2 separate regions of the Homo sapiens genome follow, and region 2 is linked to region 1. A link is a contact called in ENCODE Hi-C or POLR2A ChIA-PET data. All regions are on one chromosome and are shown on one strand. Each heading gives the region's core, a stretch centred on a gene start or an enhancer-like site at or near the end of the contact. The rest is flanking DNA. Distances are from core to core; before and after follow the strand shown. Region 1 overlaps INPP5A (inositol polyphosphate-5-phosphatase A). Region 2 holds the start of LOC105378569 (a long non-coding RNA gene).

What was found. Hi-C counts contacts between places; a loop is a spot of excess contacts on that map. ChIA-PET counts read pairs that join two places held with the same protein, here RNA polymerase II (POLR2A). Pooled maps may share reads with other maps.
Region 2: a loop to region 1 is called in a map of naive thymus-derived CD4-positive, alpha-beta T cell, with 15 times the contacts of the local background. The contact joins two enhancer-like sites. A Hi-C loop is called at or near these places in 7 of 168 maps with a recorded cell type or tissue (CD4-positive, alpha-beta T cell, CD8-positive, alpha-beta T cell, HL-60/S4 and 4 more), 5 of 37 single-sample maps with no recorded cell type and 17 of 50 pooled maps. POLR2A ChIA-PET finds 5 or more read pairs at or near these places in 5 of 52 experiments (OCI-LY7, activated CD8-positive, alpha-beta T cell, activated naive CD4-positive, alpha-beta T cell and 2 more).

Annotation. Positions count from the first base shown.
Region 1 is chr10:132,546,047-132,553,317 of GRCh38, forward strand. The region is part of intron 1 of INPP5A (inositol polyphosphate-5-phosphatase A); the gene reads left to right. Among named protein-coding and RNA genes, the nearest start is that of INPP5A, 12 kb to the left of the region's middle. RefSeq lists enhancers at 1-513, 4,062-4,804, 4,805-5,545. Within about 2 kb of position 5,530, at least 7 of the 41 ENCODE cell types and tissues checked have a DNase peak (open chromatin) inside an H3K27ac peak, as active enhancers do.
Region 2 is chr10:132,457,517-132,464,660 of GRCh38, forward strand. LOC105378569 (a long non-coding RNA gene) reads left to right here and starts at 4,577. Exons shown (of 3, transcript XR_007062343.1): 1 at 4,577-4,768; 2 at 5,035-5,262. RefSeq lists a silencer at 1,084-1,133. Within about 2 kb of position 1,251, at least 3 of the 41 ENCODE cell types and tissues checked have a DNase peak (open chromatin) inside an H3K27ac peak, as active enhancers do.

The DNA of each region.
Region 1 (7,271 bases), core at 4,280-6,779:
GTTGTGTTGGGATGAGTGGCCGAGGCGTCTGGGGACGTCCTGGAGCCTGCAGCCCTTGGCCGTGTCACGCCATGTGCTCATGTGACCGAGGACGCTTCCGAGGATGTGGAAGCCACCAGTCGTCCTGGGTGGGTTGGGGCTGGACACCACTTCTGGGGCAGGTCTAGGGTGATGGCGCTCCCAGCCCGCGGGGGTCTTGGCGTTGGCGCAGAAGTGGTTTCCCAGCGGCGTGCCCTGAGTGTTGGGAAAAGGCCCTCTGCTGCCGCTCCAGGTTCAGAAGATGCCGCTTCTGGTTTTTCCCCGTTGTGAGTGAGAACAGCCCCACCTCCAGGAGCATGGCCTCCGGATCAGCCTGTTACTTGAACCCTGAGCCCCTGGTGGGTCTCGGTGACCTTGAGCCGGTTGTCTTCTTGATCCTTCTCTCCGACAGGAGTGTGAGACTCCTCTTCAGGGGTTGCTGGGGACCAGCTGGTTGCTGTGTCGGGGGGCCGTGCTCCCCCTTCTCTCTTGGAAGGTGTAAGGGCTTAGTAGGGCTGCCTCGGCTGCTGGGGCAGCTTTCCCCGGCCCCTTCCCCGCCTCCTTCCCACTCTGGATTGTCCTGGGCGTCTCTGTGTGGGGTCTCCTGGCTCCTGCAGATCTGTGTAGCCTGCACTGAACTGCCCCTCTTCCTGGGTGCACTGCATACCCCGGGCCCCCTGGGCTCTGGCCTGTCCCCTTGTCCCCACCTGACCGCCCAGCCACTGTTCTCCCTGGCCCTTCCCTCTCGTTTCTGCCTGGGCCTGCCTGGCTGGTCTTGCCTGGCCCTGCTTTTGGTCCTGTAGGCACCAGGACTGCACTCTGGCAGGGGCAGACTCTGTTTCCTGCTCAGCAGAGCCCAGGCCTGGCCCTGGTTAGCAGGCTGTGTCATCTGCCGCAGACAGCCTTCCTTTCTGCGTCCTCCCCTCTCGGGGTCCCGCATGACTGGTCCTCATTCCAGGAACCAGAGGAGATTGAAGAACCCGAGACTTGGCTTTGGCCCAAGTCCCTGTGGAGAGGAAATCCCGCCTTCAGTGCCAGGTGCCAGGCCACAGTCCAGGTTCACGTGGATGCGGGGCAGGCCCCACCTCTCCTCGCATGTGCGGCCTTGGGCTGTGTTTCACCTGTCAGCCTGTCTGTGCCCAGGGAGTAGGAATCCCACCTTGCATGGTGGCTCAGGGTGGTCAGGGAGGGCGTGGCTGTCACATGGTTTCTGGACTGTCAGCCTTTGGGCTGAGTGAGGCGTTACTGCCATCAGGGGTCCCTGGAGGGGCTCTCTCCATCCTCTTCCTGGCGTCAGGTGTTCTCGGCGGCCTCTCGGTAACAGCCTGGCCTTTGCTTCTGTCCGGGGCGCGTGGCCCAGGCTGAGCAGTGCACTCGGCTGCCTAGGTGGTGTGAGGTTCTGTGAGCCCGGGCCCAGCTGCCGTGGTGAATATAACCGGGAGGGAGTGCCCGCCTCTGCCCACCTGCCTGGCATCTGGGGTTCCCGGGAGGCCGGGCACCTGCACCCTCGCCGTCGCCCTGGGCTGACCTCCCATCTCCTCCTTCTCTACCCAAGCGCCCGTGGCCTGAACAGGACTTGGTTTTTCAGGCCTTCATGCCTCAGCTTGAGGGGCTCTTTTTTCAAAGGGTTCCTCCGGGACGCCTCGCCTAGGCAAGCAGGGTTTTCCTCCTTCACGGGACAGCCCGCGTGCCCCCAGCCCTGTGACGCGCTCTTGGTGACTCACCAAGTGAGTCCCAAGCTCCCTTCCTGTCATACTGTGCTTTACCGTGACTGTGGCGTCACACTCAGGTGTGCTGGCCTTTGGCAGCAGCGTCTGGGGTGGGGACCATGGTGTCTTTTTTAATTTTTTTTTTTTTAAGATGGACACTCCATCACCCAGGCTGGAGTACAATGGCGTGATCTCACCTCACTGCGACCTCCGCCTCCCAGGTTCAAGCAGTTCTCCTGCCTCAGCCCCCTTAGTAGCTGGGATTACAGGCGTGCACCACCACACCCGGCTAAATTTTTTTTGTATTTTTAGTAGAGACAGGGTTTCACCGTATTGGCCAGGCTGGTCTTGAACTCCTGACCTTGTGATCTGCCCGCATTATAGGTGTGAGCCATCGTGCCCGGCCATGGTGTCTTTATTCGGGTTCTGCTCAAATGGGTGGAGGGGTGGGGTGGGGCCAATGCAGCTGGAAGGGAGTTGGAGGAGCTGTGGATCCGGTAGTCCCCGGACCGTGGTGGTGTTTGCGGCCACATATGCCATGCTCAGGAGGTCAGTGGGGCCAGGGGAAGGGGTGTTGAAGTCACCAAAGGCCAGGCCAGGCCTCTGCTGCCCGTTGCCGGTGGCCCGGGAGTCGACTCTGCTTCTGCCTCGCACCCGGCCTGGGGGTGTTCCGAGATCTGGTTGGCTTTTGTGTTTGCGCGTTTAACAGTGTTATTTACCCGGGATTTGAATAGCATGCAGTTCACCCAATGTGAGTGTATGGTTCACTGACTTTGAGAAAATATTTATGGTGTGTAACCATCACCGCACCCCAGTTTTGAGACACTTCCCTCCTCAGTCCCTGCTCCCGGCCCTGGGCCACAACTGCTTTCTGTCCCGCCAGTTTCGCCTGCGCCGAGGGCACTGTATCGTGAACCACAGGCTGTGTTGTTTTCATGCGTCTGGTTTCTTTGACTTAGCATAACGCAGCGTTTCAAGGTTTGTATTGATATGCTTTGCATATCAGCAGTTTATCTGGCTTTTTTTTTTTTTTTTTTTTTTTTGAGATAGGGTCTCACTTCCACCTAGGCTGGAGTGCGGTGGCGCAGTCACCACTCACCGAAGCCTCAAACTCCTGGACTCAAGCATTCTTCCTGCTTCAGCCTCCTGAGTAGCTGGGGCCACAGGCGCGGCCACCATGCCAGGCTTTTACAATTTTTTGTAGGTATGGGGTCTCGCTATGTTGCCCAGGCTGGTCTCGAATTCCTGGCCTCAAGTGATCCTCCCACCTTGGCCTCCCAAGGTGCTGGGATGACAGGTGTGAGCCACTGCGCCTGGGCTTGTCTTCCCTGTTTCATGGCTGAGCAGTGTCCCCTGAGTGGAGGCATACCTCGTTTCTCCAGTCGCCCACAGATGGACGTCGGGGCTATCGTGGCTAGTGTACTGTTTGTGAATATGCACGTGCCTGTGTGGACGAGGGTGTCACTGCTCTAGGGCTGGCCGAGTGGTCACTCTGTGGCTGTCTTTCCGGGAGCTGCTCAATTCTTCCCATAGTTGCTGCCCCATTCGTGCCCCGTCGAGTGGTGTGGAAGGACTCTAGCTCTTCTGCATCATGCCAGCACTTGGTGGCATTTGTCTTTTTAATTATGGCTGTGTGGTGGCATCTTGCGGTTTAACTTGCATTTCTGGTCCTACTTCCAAATAATAATTCCCCACAAGGATGGTTATCTTGCCGTGTTGGTAATGGCTTTGACAGCTGGATGACAGACGGTGTTGGCGGGCTGCCCTCTGCCCACCCCTCCAGGAGGGCCTGTGGGATGCGAGGCCTCTGCTACGAGGCTCCCGCTTGCCTGGCAGGTGGCAGGTGTGATGAGCATGGGGAGTGCAGGTGAAGCAGGAGCAGACAGGTGCGTGTCCTGGAGCTCTGCAGCTGCAGGGCGGGAGCCGGGGCTTCCGTGAGGCTCTGTGACACAGGTCGGGGCCACCCAGCCCAGCCTGGGTTCCTGCAGCCCCCACTCTCTGCCCCTGGTCTGAATGGTGGGGTTGGTGTGTCTCTGTTACAGGATTGGTGTGACGTCTGAGTCACTGTGCCTTAGAGTACGGAGTCAGCCTCAAATTATTAACCAGGCATTAGGGGATGGGGTCAGCCTCGAGTTACTAACCGGGCATTAGGGGATGGGGTCAGCCTCGAGTTACTAACCGGGCATTAGGGGATGGGGTCAGCCTCGAGTTACTAACCGGGCATTAGGGGATGGGGTCAGCCTCGAGTTACTAACCGGGCATTAGGGGATGGGGTCAGCCTCGAGTTACTAACCGGGCATTAGGGGATGGGGTCAGCCTCGAGTTACTAACCGGGCATTAGGGGATGGGGTCAGGCTCGAGTTACTAACCAGGCAGTAGAAGATGGGGTCAGTCTTGAGTTATTAGTATTTATCGGGGAGAGCAGAGAGAGCTTAGGAGACCACATTGCCACTGTTTAGGGTCAGAGTGGTCCCGCAGGTTAATTCACTTCACCCAGCCTCTCAGGGATGTAATGAGGCTGCTCGGGGGGCTGTCTCAGGCCTCTGGCCAGTAGTCCCTGTCCTCTCCAGCGACCGCTCTCTCCTGGGTGTCAGTGGTTTTTGGGAGTCCAGGTGCAGGTCTCAGCAGCAACTCTGAGGTTCTGCATAGCTAGTGCCACCTGTGACACTGCTGTCACTCCAAGGTGCACCTCACCACACCTGGAGCAGCGCCCGTGAGAGGAGGGAAGCGACACCCTTGGGCTGAGCTTTTCCGTGAACCGGCAGCTGTGTCCCTTGACGTGCTGAGAGGGCCTGGCTGTGAGCCGCATGGTACGAACCTTCTGAATGCAAGTGGCCAAGCCGGCATTCTGGCTGGGCTCGCTGGCCACAGGACGTCCACTGTAGGACAGCTGGGAGTGGGGGTGTCTGGCTATTTCACTATTAAAACAAGTGGAAACACTAGTTTGGTCCCGCCTGACCTCATGGAAGACGGTGGAGGTGGCAGCCGCCAGAGTGTGAGGGGCCATGGTCGCTGACCTCGCCTCCTGTTGTCTTAGATCCTTGGCACTGCAGGGGCGGTTCTGCCAGACATAGCTGTTGTCTCTTTGGCCACCAACTGGCCCCTATGGCGTTTGGCCTTCAGGGTGGTCATTGGGTGCGTGGCTCTCTAGGGTGGACCTGGCCATCCTTGGGTGACAGTGGGCCATGTGGTGGGGACTCTGCAGGCCACCTGGAAAGGGGTCCACCTGAAAGGGGCTGCACTGTGGTCCATTTGGGCCAGTGGCTTCAGTAGCCACACGCTGCTTGGTCCAGGTTCCTGCCTGAGCCCACTGAGCAGATGATGGGGATGAGGCCCAGAGTGCGAGCCTGGTGGGCAGCTGTGGAGCCTTATCCCTGAGCACCCTCCCTTGCCTACCTTTCAGGCTTCTGAGCGGCTGTCAGTTGCCACCTGCTGGCACTGTGAATGTTAGACTGCAGAGCTGAGTGGGGAGCCCCTTCCTGTGGTCCCTGGCACTCTGACCACATGGATGAGCCTGCGAGTGTGAAGCTGAGAACTGGGTTGACTGCCTGCTGCTTTGTTTCTTGCAAAGAGTGCCTTAGTTAGGGGACAGGCCAGCCCACCGTCATCTGCCTGCAGCGTCCCTCCAGGTGGTCGGGGGACACCGGGCTTCTGGGTCAGCAAGTGTTTGCCATACGCCTGGGTGCAAAGTGGACCAGCCACTGTGGGTCATGTGGGGGGATTTGGGTGGGACTCTCAGAGGAGCTGGTTCTCTTGAGAAAGACATCTGTCCAAGTAGCACACAGACTTGTGGGGACATATGACTTGCTTTAATTTTCTCCATCACCGTTACGGTTTTTCAGAGCTGTTGCAACTTCCTGTTTGCTGTAACGGCTGTGCCTCCCTCGCTGCTGCAGTGGGCAGTGTGTGCGTCGTACACAGGTGGAAGGTGGAGGCCTGGGCCCAGGCTGGAGGGACGTGGGGTGGGAATGGGCCTGACCAGCTAGGGAACAGAGGCAGGACCCAGGGGGACAGAGGCAGGACTGACCAAGACTGTCAGAAGAGCCAGCCGGGGTCTTCTCTGAATAGTCGGCTGCACGATTAAACTGGGTTCTGCTCGGGGAGTCCCTGGGGTTTGGAGCTCTGCCTGCCTTGCGGCCCAACCTGGCAGTACCCCCCACACAGGGGTCCAGGTGTCCTCTGATTCTGCTGTGCTGAGTCTGTTGGTGGAGCAGGAGGCCCAAGGACCAGGAGAGCTTCTGTGTGAGGCTGTGTCCTCCTGCATCCTTGTCTCCCATTCACTCGGGAGCATTTATGGGCGCATTCTCAGAGCCTTGGTGAAGTTGGAGTGGGATAGGGAGGGAGGATTGGTGGCGCCTTCTCAGAGCCTTGGTGGCATATTGAGTGGGATAGGGAGGGAGGATTGGTGAATGCCTTCTCAGAGCCTTGGTGGCATATTGAGTGGGATAGGGAGGGAGGATTGGTGAATGCCTTCTCAGAGCCTTGGTGGCATATTGAGTGGGATAGGGAGGGAGGATTGGTGAACGCCTTCTCAGAGCCTTGGTGGCATATTGAGTGGGATAGGGAGGGAGGACTGGTGAACACCTCCTCAGAGCCTTGGTGGCATATTGAGTGGGATAGGGAGGGAGGATTGGTGAACGCCTTCTCAGAGCCTTGGTGGCATATTGAGTAGGATAGGGAGGGAGGATTGGTGAATGCCTTCTCAGAGCCTTGGTGGCATATTGAGTGGGATAGGGAGGGAGGATTGGTGAACGCCTTCTCAGAGCCTTGGTGGAATATTGAGTAGGATAGGGAGGGAGGATTGGTGAATGCCTTCTCAGAGCCTTGGTGGCATATTGAGTGGGATAGGAAGGGAGGATTGGTGAACACCTTCTCAGAGCCTTGGTGGAATATTGAGTAGGATAGGGAGGGAGGATTGGTGAACGCCTTCTCAGAGCCTTGGTGGCATATTGGGTAGGATAGGGAGGGAGGATTGGTGAACGCCTTCTCAGAGCCTTGGGGGAATATTGGGTAGGATAGGGAGGGAGGACTGGTGAACGCCTTCTCAGAGCCTTGGTGGCATATTGAGTAGGACAGGGAGGGAGGACTGGTGAACGCCTTCTCAGAGCCTTGGTGGCATATTGGGTAGGATAGGGAGGGAGGATTGGTGAACGCCTTCTCAGAGCCTTGGTGGAATATTGGGTAGGATAGGGAGGGAGGATTGGTGAACGCCTTCTCAGAGCCTTGGTGTGGAATATTGGGTAGGATAGGGAGGGAGGATTGGTGAACGCCTTCTCAGAGCCTTGGTGGAATATTGAGTAGGACAGGGAGGGAGGACTGGTGAACGCCTTCTCAGAGCCTTGGTGGAATATTGGGTAGGATAGGGAGGGAGGATTGGTGAACGCCTTCTCAGAGCCTTGGTGGCATATTGGGTAGGATAGGGAGGGAGGATTGGTGAACGCCTTCTCAGAGCCTTGGTGGAATATTGGGTAGGATAGGGAGGGAGGATTGGTGAACGCCTTCTCAGAGCCTTGGTGGAATATTGGGTAGGATAGGGAGGGAGGA
Region 2 (7,144 bases), core at 1-2,500, 93 kb before region 1:
CAGGACCACCCCAGCCCCCAACCCACCTCAGCAGCCGGATGCAGCCTCCTCAGAGCCCGGAGCACCGTGGGTTTGGACCCCAACACCTGCCTCTTGCCAGCCTCTGGCTCCTTTTCATGTCCTCAGAAAGTACTCACCCCCGCGGTAAGCAGGTGGGTAGCAGGTGCCTGGGGAGGGAGGGCAGGGGAGGGACAGCTTCGCGGGCAGCCACCAAGCACAGGAGGTACCAATACCCACCGCCAGGAGGGGCCTGGAGGGCCCCGGGAAGCCATCACCCCAATGAGGGACCTGCCTGTGCCAGATCACCAGGTGGCACCATCCGGACCCCTCCTTCCCGCCTGCACCCGAGAGTGGATGTGAGGCGGATCCCACAGGGCCCAGCCAACCTCAGCCTTTACCTCCTTGCGGCTGTGGGCTGCAGGCTCTGCACTGACTGGCTGGCATGGAGGAACGCACCCGGCCGTCCCCGAAGGGAGGGGCGTGGGCACACGGAGGTCTTGGGGCACCTTCTCTCCTCGTCATCTGGCCCTGTCTGTGGCTCCCATCCTCCAAGGAGGCCGTGCTCGTGGCAGGAGCATAGAAGGCTGGGTGCCAGCAGAGGCCCCGCGACGTGGGGGAAATGTGGACCCTGATGGAGGCGGTGATGGTCCCTGCTGGCGTGGAGCCTATGAGGCTGAGCCTTGTGTGGATGACAGGCACCCGCTGAGGGGGTCTAGGAGAGACCATCCCACCCAGATTCCAGAGCCTCAGCCCAGGGGGTGTTCCCGGGACCCAGCATGATCAGGGGCCTGAAAACCTCCTTGACGCCAGGAGCGCCTGAGCAACGCTGTCCACCCGAGTGGCTTGATTGGCTGCTCTGGGCAATGGCGTTCCCCAGGGAGCATCATCAATGCCAAGTCTGTCTCTCAGGAAAGAGACCAAGGTGGCCACGGTGGCACTTTTCCTAGGACTCCCATCCTCAGATATCAAGGGCCCCCAAAAGAGCGAGTCCCCCAGAGCCGGCAGGTGGAAGTGGCTCCTGGGACTGGAGACGGAAGCTGGAGACGGCCCTGAACAGTGTGGCCAGAACACTGCCCCCCATGCTCCCCAACTCCTGTGGGCCACAGCGCAGCCCCCTCCGCCCAGCCCGCAGCGCCCAGCCCGCTGCCGTGCCCACCTCCACCAGCAGAGGGCACCCCGCCCACGTGAGCAGGTGCCCGACGCCCCGCGCCCTGTACCACAGCCCTGTGCCCTGAGCCCCACGCCCCATGGGAGCCTGCCTCTCCGCACGCATTCCCATTCCCCCTGGAAACCACCCTGGAGCCAACAGCACCAAATGCTTCTCCAAAAAGACCTCTGACCACAAAACCACTAGCACAGTTACAGAGGACATGGGGTTCACAGGCCAAGCGTCTGCCTTGCCATCAGCTTGTGGCGCGTCCTCCAGGCGGTTCCCACTGTGATTTCCCCAGTCACTGGGCTTCACTGCCCCCGTCGTGGAATGTGCAGGCCCTGCCAGGTTTCCCACCTCCAAGGTGCAGTGCTGTGATGGCCGCCGCGGTCCCTGCGTCCTGTGTGCACCGGCATCATCGTCATCCTTGTCATCGTCATCCCTCCAGGAGTCTGCACCCTGAGCTGAGCACCAGGGCAGGGCAGCCGCTTTGCACACAGTCTGGGAGTCTGGCCCTCCCTGTTCCTGGAAGAGCCTGGGCTGTGAACTTTTAAACTGGGCAAGGTGTGACTGGAGGGTGTGCCGCAGTGGGAGAGGACACAGGGCAGGGTGTGACTGGAGGGTGTGCCGCAGTGAGCGAGGACACAGGGGTCTCCCATTGATCTCGGCCCCCGGCATGGCTCCCCGCACCACCGCAGACCGGCCGTGCTCCTGCCTCAGGCCCTGGCAACCCTCCCGTCAGGTGAGGCCTGGCCCCGCAGCCTCTGAGGCCTCCCAGGCTGTCTGCCAGCTCTGATGGGGGTCAGGAGGCTGGGTGGAGACCCCCGTAGACCAGGACCTCAGCAGGTGGCTCTGCCACACTCAGCCTTGGGACCCCCACACACTTCTGTCTACAGAACAACTCAGACCCGCCGCAGGTGCCTGGTGATGGTGGGAGCTGTGTTGCGTGCAGTCTGGCGGTGCACAGGCCACGTGCTCCTTTCTCTGCCGGGCTGCAGGCTTCGGAAAGGTGGTGGAGGAGTCTCCTGTGGCTGCTCTAACTGATGGCCACAAACTGAACAGCTTGAAAAGTCCACCTGTGAGCCCACAGTGTGGAGGTCAAAGTCCAACTCAGATCTCACTAGGCTGAAACCAGGGTGTGGGCAGAGCTGTGTGTTCTTTGGGGACTCGGAGAGAATTCGTTTTCTTGCCTTTTCCAGCTTCTAGAGGCCACAACGTTCCCGGCTCCTGGCCCCTCCTGCCTGTTGAAGCCAGCAGCAGCCACCAGCTGAGTTTCCACCCTCGTGTCTCCCTGGACTCTCGTCTTCTGCCTCCCTCCTCTCCTTTTCTGGACTCTTGTAACTCGGGGGATCCACCCGGATGATCCAGACAATGTCCCCATGTTAGGGTCACTCAGTTCCCTCTGCCATGCAAAGTAACACATTTGCAGGTCAGAGGGTTTAGGGCGTGGATGTCTTGGGGTGCATCTCGGGCGTGCCCCCCACGTGGGGGTCTCTTCCAACGGTGGTGTTGCCCTCACACAGTCTCCAAAAGCGTCCCGGTGCCTGCGGCCTCCTCAGCCTCACACCCGGAGTTGAGCTTTGCAGTGGGTGTGCCTGTCCAGCTCAGGGTGACCTGTGGGTGACCAACACAGGGTGGGGGCTGCAGCTGAAAAGTGGGGCCAGATGCTGAGAGCACAGACCTGGGATTAAACCAGCTGGCCAGGTGAGGGATCGCCTTCTCCATGGCGGCCGATGGCCTCCGGCCCATGCTCCATGCAGCGCCCAGCCACTTCTCTGCTGCCTTCCACGTGGCCCCTCCCCTCTGCAGCCAGGCACTGCAGAGGGGAGTGCTGAGTTCAGGCGGCAAGGACAATGAGCCATGTTGCAGGTGGTCCCGGTTAGGTGGTTTTGGCCCCATGTAGGTTCAAACTTCTCCAACATCTGCTCCTTGAGGGACAGTGAAGAATGACTTCGGTTTGTTTTGTGGTTATTCAGGCTTTCCCAATTGTGGAGCTAGTCTAGGATGGACTTTGGGTCTGCCCAGCAGCCCTGGAGGGTGCTGGAGTAGGGGGCAGCATCTGCATGCTGTGGGATCCCCTGGGGAAGAGGGTCTGTCTGGGCTCGGCCAGCACAGAGATGGACGGAGCAGCCGGGTTCTCACTGCCCTTGCTTCTGCCTCCCAGGGGCCCTGTCCCCACCTGGCCTGGGTGGAGGTGGCTGCAGACTGTCTGGGCTGCCTCTACTTTCCCCAGGCCAGTGAGGGGCCCTCCTGGGATGGCAGGGACACTCCAGGCTCTGCCTGACCTGCAGCTCCATTAGGTCCTAGCAGGACCTCTCCATGCCCTTGGAGCCTGGGGGTCCTCCCCAGAGTGGTCCCAGGCGGGAGGAACGGTGGCTGCCAGAGCCTCAGCCACACCAGCCTGGACCTGCCTGTTCCAAGGCCACTCAGAGCCCCTGTGTCTCCCCCAGACTCCAGAGGAAGGAAGGACAGGCTGGCACTCTACTTGGAATTCACAGCAACACCAGGGCCCCGCACCCCAGGCCTGCCCTGCTCTCAGCTCTCCCCCTCCACTGTCAAGTTCCCTCCTCTGCCCTCCATCCTCCTCCCTCCTCCTTCATCCTCCTCCTCTTTCCTCCTCCATCCTCCTCCTCCCCTTCTTCTCTCCCCCCCAGCTAACAGTGCTTTCCATCTGATCTCCTCTCAGGAGCCCTCCTGTCTCCCCGTCCTGGCAGCCCCTCCCGCCCTTCCTTGTTGCCCCCAGCCCCTCTCTCTTGCTTCCCTGGCACTCTCTGGCCTGTGCACACCTCCCTGGGGGCATGGCTGGCTCTGCTCTGTGTCCAGTGCTATTCCCCTGTGCTCGTGTGGCCGTGGCTCCGGAACAGGAGAGGAAGAGCCATGGGCGTCCCACATCCGGGTGGGGCCTAACTACGCCCCACGCCAGGCGTGGCAGCTGAGCACTCAGCGTGGCCCAGGGAGACGAGGGCCTATGGGGCATGCAGAGGCCATTCCAGCGAGGCTGACTGAGGGCCAGCAGTTAGGGCGGCACGGGCTGGGTCACCAGACTGGGGAGCTCTCAGCTTGTGACCTCTTCGAGGTGCCTTATTTTGCTGCAGAAGGGGCCTGTGTGTGATGCAGCCGCCCCAGCAGGGTGGGGTCCAGGGAGTCCCAGAGGGGCAGGTGCGAGTCACTCCTGTGAGGCATCTCCCGGTTCCCTGGGCGAGGTTCCAGGCTGAGGGTGCAGCCTGCCCTTTGCCACCTGCCCTGGCTGGTTTCAAGCAGGCATGGGCTCAGCTGTGCCCGCTGCTGGTGGCTGTCCTAGCAGAGTCCAGCCTGCAGCCCTGCACCCGGCACCCAATCCAGCTCCCCCAAGCTTTCCTTGCCCTGCCGGGCCCCTCCTTGGGCCTTGGGTGAAATCAGGTCACTGGGCTCTTCCTCCTGGGAAGCAGAGCAGCCTCCGGAACCGGGGCGGGCTGGGGGCTCCCTGGGGAGCTGAGAATGAGATTCTTCAGGTCGATTCTAAATTACACAGAAGGTGGTTGGACTCCGCGGGCCTCGGAACCACGGGGAGCCACCGTCCCAGAGGTCCCAGCAGAATGGGGCCTGCAGTTTCTTCTCGGAAGGCCCAGCTGCCTCGAGGTGTGTGGGCCCTAAATAAGGAAATAACGATGGTGGGGGGTTGGGGGACAAAACTGAGGAGGGGGCGGGTGGGGGGCTTCAGCTCAAGGACGGGCGGCGAGAGAGCAGGAAGGCTGGGCTCCAGGAGGGAAAGGGAGGTGCTGGCACCCAACCCCTGACAAAGTAGGGAGACCCACAGGGACAGGCTGGGCCCCTGCAGGGCCGAGGCACCCCATCCCACAGGAGGCGCAGCCTCAGCCCATGCCTTGTTTTACCTGGGTCTCCAGACCGCAAGGACACTTGGCTGTGAGCAGGACTCCGGGCTCCCACCCTCCAGCGATGAGCACCCAGAGTAGCCCAGCACGTGGAGGTCAGGGCAGCCGGGAGGCACCTGCTGCTGGCAGAGGAAAGGGGGATCCCTCGATGGGCCCCATGCTCCTCCTGGCCCGGCGGCCGCTGGAGCTGGTGGGCAAAGCCCAGACCTCCATCTGGAGGCCCAGGCGGGTAGCAAGCAGGTACGCCTCTACTCCCCGCAGGGACAGCGGCTCAGGAAGCCACCTGCTGCCGGTGGGCACGGATCGCTGTGTGGAACCCACAGTCATGGGGCTTCCCAGCCCTTTAGACTGAGCCCTGGCAGAGCACAGCTCATGCACACCATGGCGCTGGAATGCCAGGTCCACACTGCAGGGCCTGGGTGCCCCTCTCCTGGGGCGCCTGCTCTATCCCTCCCCTTCCCTCCTTCTCCCTCTTCAGTCATCAGCAGCTGCACAGTTGTCTGGGAGAGAGGCCCTGGAGTGGGGCCTCGGGCTGGGTGAGGGCATCAGGCTGGTCCGAGGCTGCCCGGCGTGGCCAGTGGGGATCGGGTCAATTCCACGAGGCTCCACATCTTTTCCTGGAGAGAGGGGTGGTTCCCACTCCCTGAGCAGGCCCCAGGGGCAGTAGCCTGCGCTGCTCTGCCGGTGGCCACCCGAGGCTGGGGTGCGGGCCATGGCCAGTCTCTGGCCCGGGGCCCCAGGCAACGCTGGACAGGGTGGAAAGCCAGGCCATCAGAGCAGCGCAGGGCGGCCCGTAGAGGCCGTCGGAGCAGCGCAGGGTGGCCTGTTGCATCACTGCCACCCTGAGCCTCTTCTCCAAGGTTGCCAGGCGGTGGGGGGCTGGGCCCCAGGGCCAGAGTCCCCAAATCCTGACAGCGCCCTTGGCCAGTGTCTTCTGGGGCTCTGCCCTGACCAATATGGGATTTTTCCAAGGAGGTTCTGAGCATATTCAGCTGGGAACAGACTGCCCCGTGCCAGCCACTGACCCTACATGTGGGCTTTGTCGGCAGGAGCACAAGAGCTTTCCTGGTCTGGGTGCTCCGTAGCCCTGGCCCAGCACAGTGCGTGTGCCATCATTTTTATGAGCAGGCAGGTTCTGGAGGGTTTTGGCCACAGGAGGGAGTGAGATGCCTCTGCAGCTCAAGAAGCATGTCCAGCCCCACAGGCCCAGCCCCATGGGGCTTCTGTGGGCCAGGAGCCCCTTCCCCTTGCAGGGAAGTGGGCCTGAGGAGATGGGCAGGACGTGCTCGGACCCCAGAGTGATTATGGGAAAGACCTCTCCCAGGAGTGCGTGGCCGGTGATGAGGCCGGGACAGACGGCTCCCAGCACCCAGGTCCCAGGGCAGGAGGTGGGTGGGTCTGGGCCGCCCACACCAGGCTGAGCTACTCACAGGGTCCCTGGAGCTGCATCGTCGGGGGCTTTGATGGTGCCCGTACCGCAGTTGGGGAAAGTGAGGAGTCATTCGCCAGAGTCAACAGACGTGCATGGCGGCGCTGTGCTCAAGCCTGGGCGGTCTGGAACCCTGATGCACCCTGCAAAGCTCCAGGGCCTGGCAGCCGGAGATGCCCCAGCCTTGAATGCATCCATCACCGAGCTGGGGGCCGTGGTCCCCCTCACTGGCTACCCACACGCCCCTAAGGACAGCCTCCCTGACACAGCGGCATGCCTCCTGGCAGGCCCACAGGGGACCTGGGGCCAGGGCTGCTCAGCCTGCCCACGTGTCTTGGAAAGGCTGTCGCTGGCTCGGCCGGATCCTCGTGTTCTCTGCCGGAGTGAAAACCAGCTTGTTCTGTCCAAGCCTGGAACCGGCCCAGGCTTCCAGGAGGAGGCCATGCTTGCCTGCCCTTGGCCAAGGGGAGCCAACCGCCCTTCCTGGTTCCAGGGAACCCCACGCTGTCTGCTTTGCCCAGAGACCCAGCTCCCTCCCTTGGAGCAGGCTCGCTGCCTCCCGGGTGTGGTAGGGGTGGCTGGGCCTCCCTTGGACAACGCTGGCTGGTTCTCTTCTCTGGCTGAGAGTCAGATCCCGTGCTTGCCCCAACCCAGAAGCTTCCAGGATGCTTTGCCTGAGCCAGGCCCTGGCCA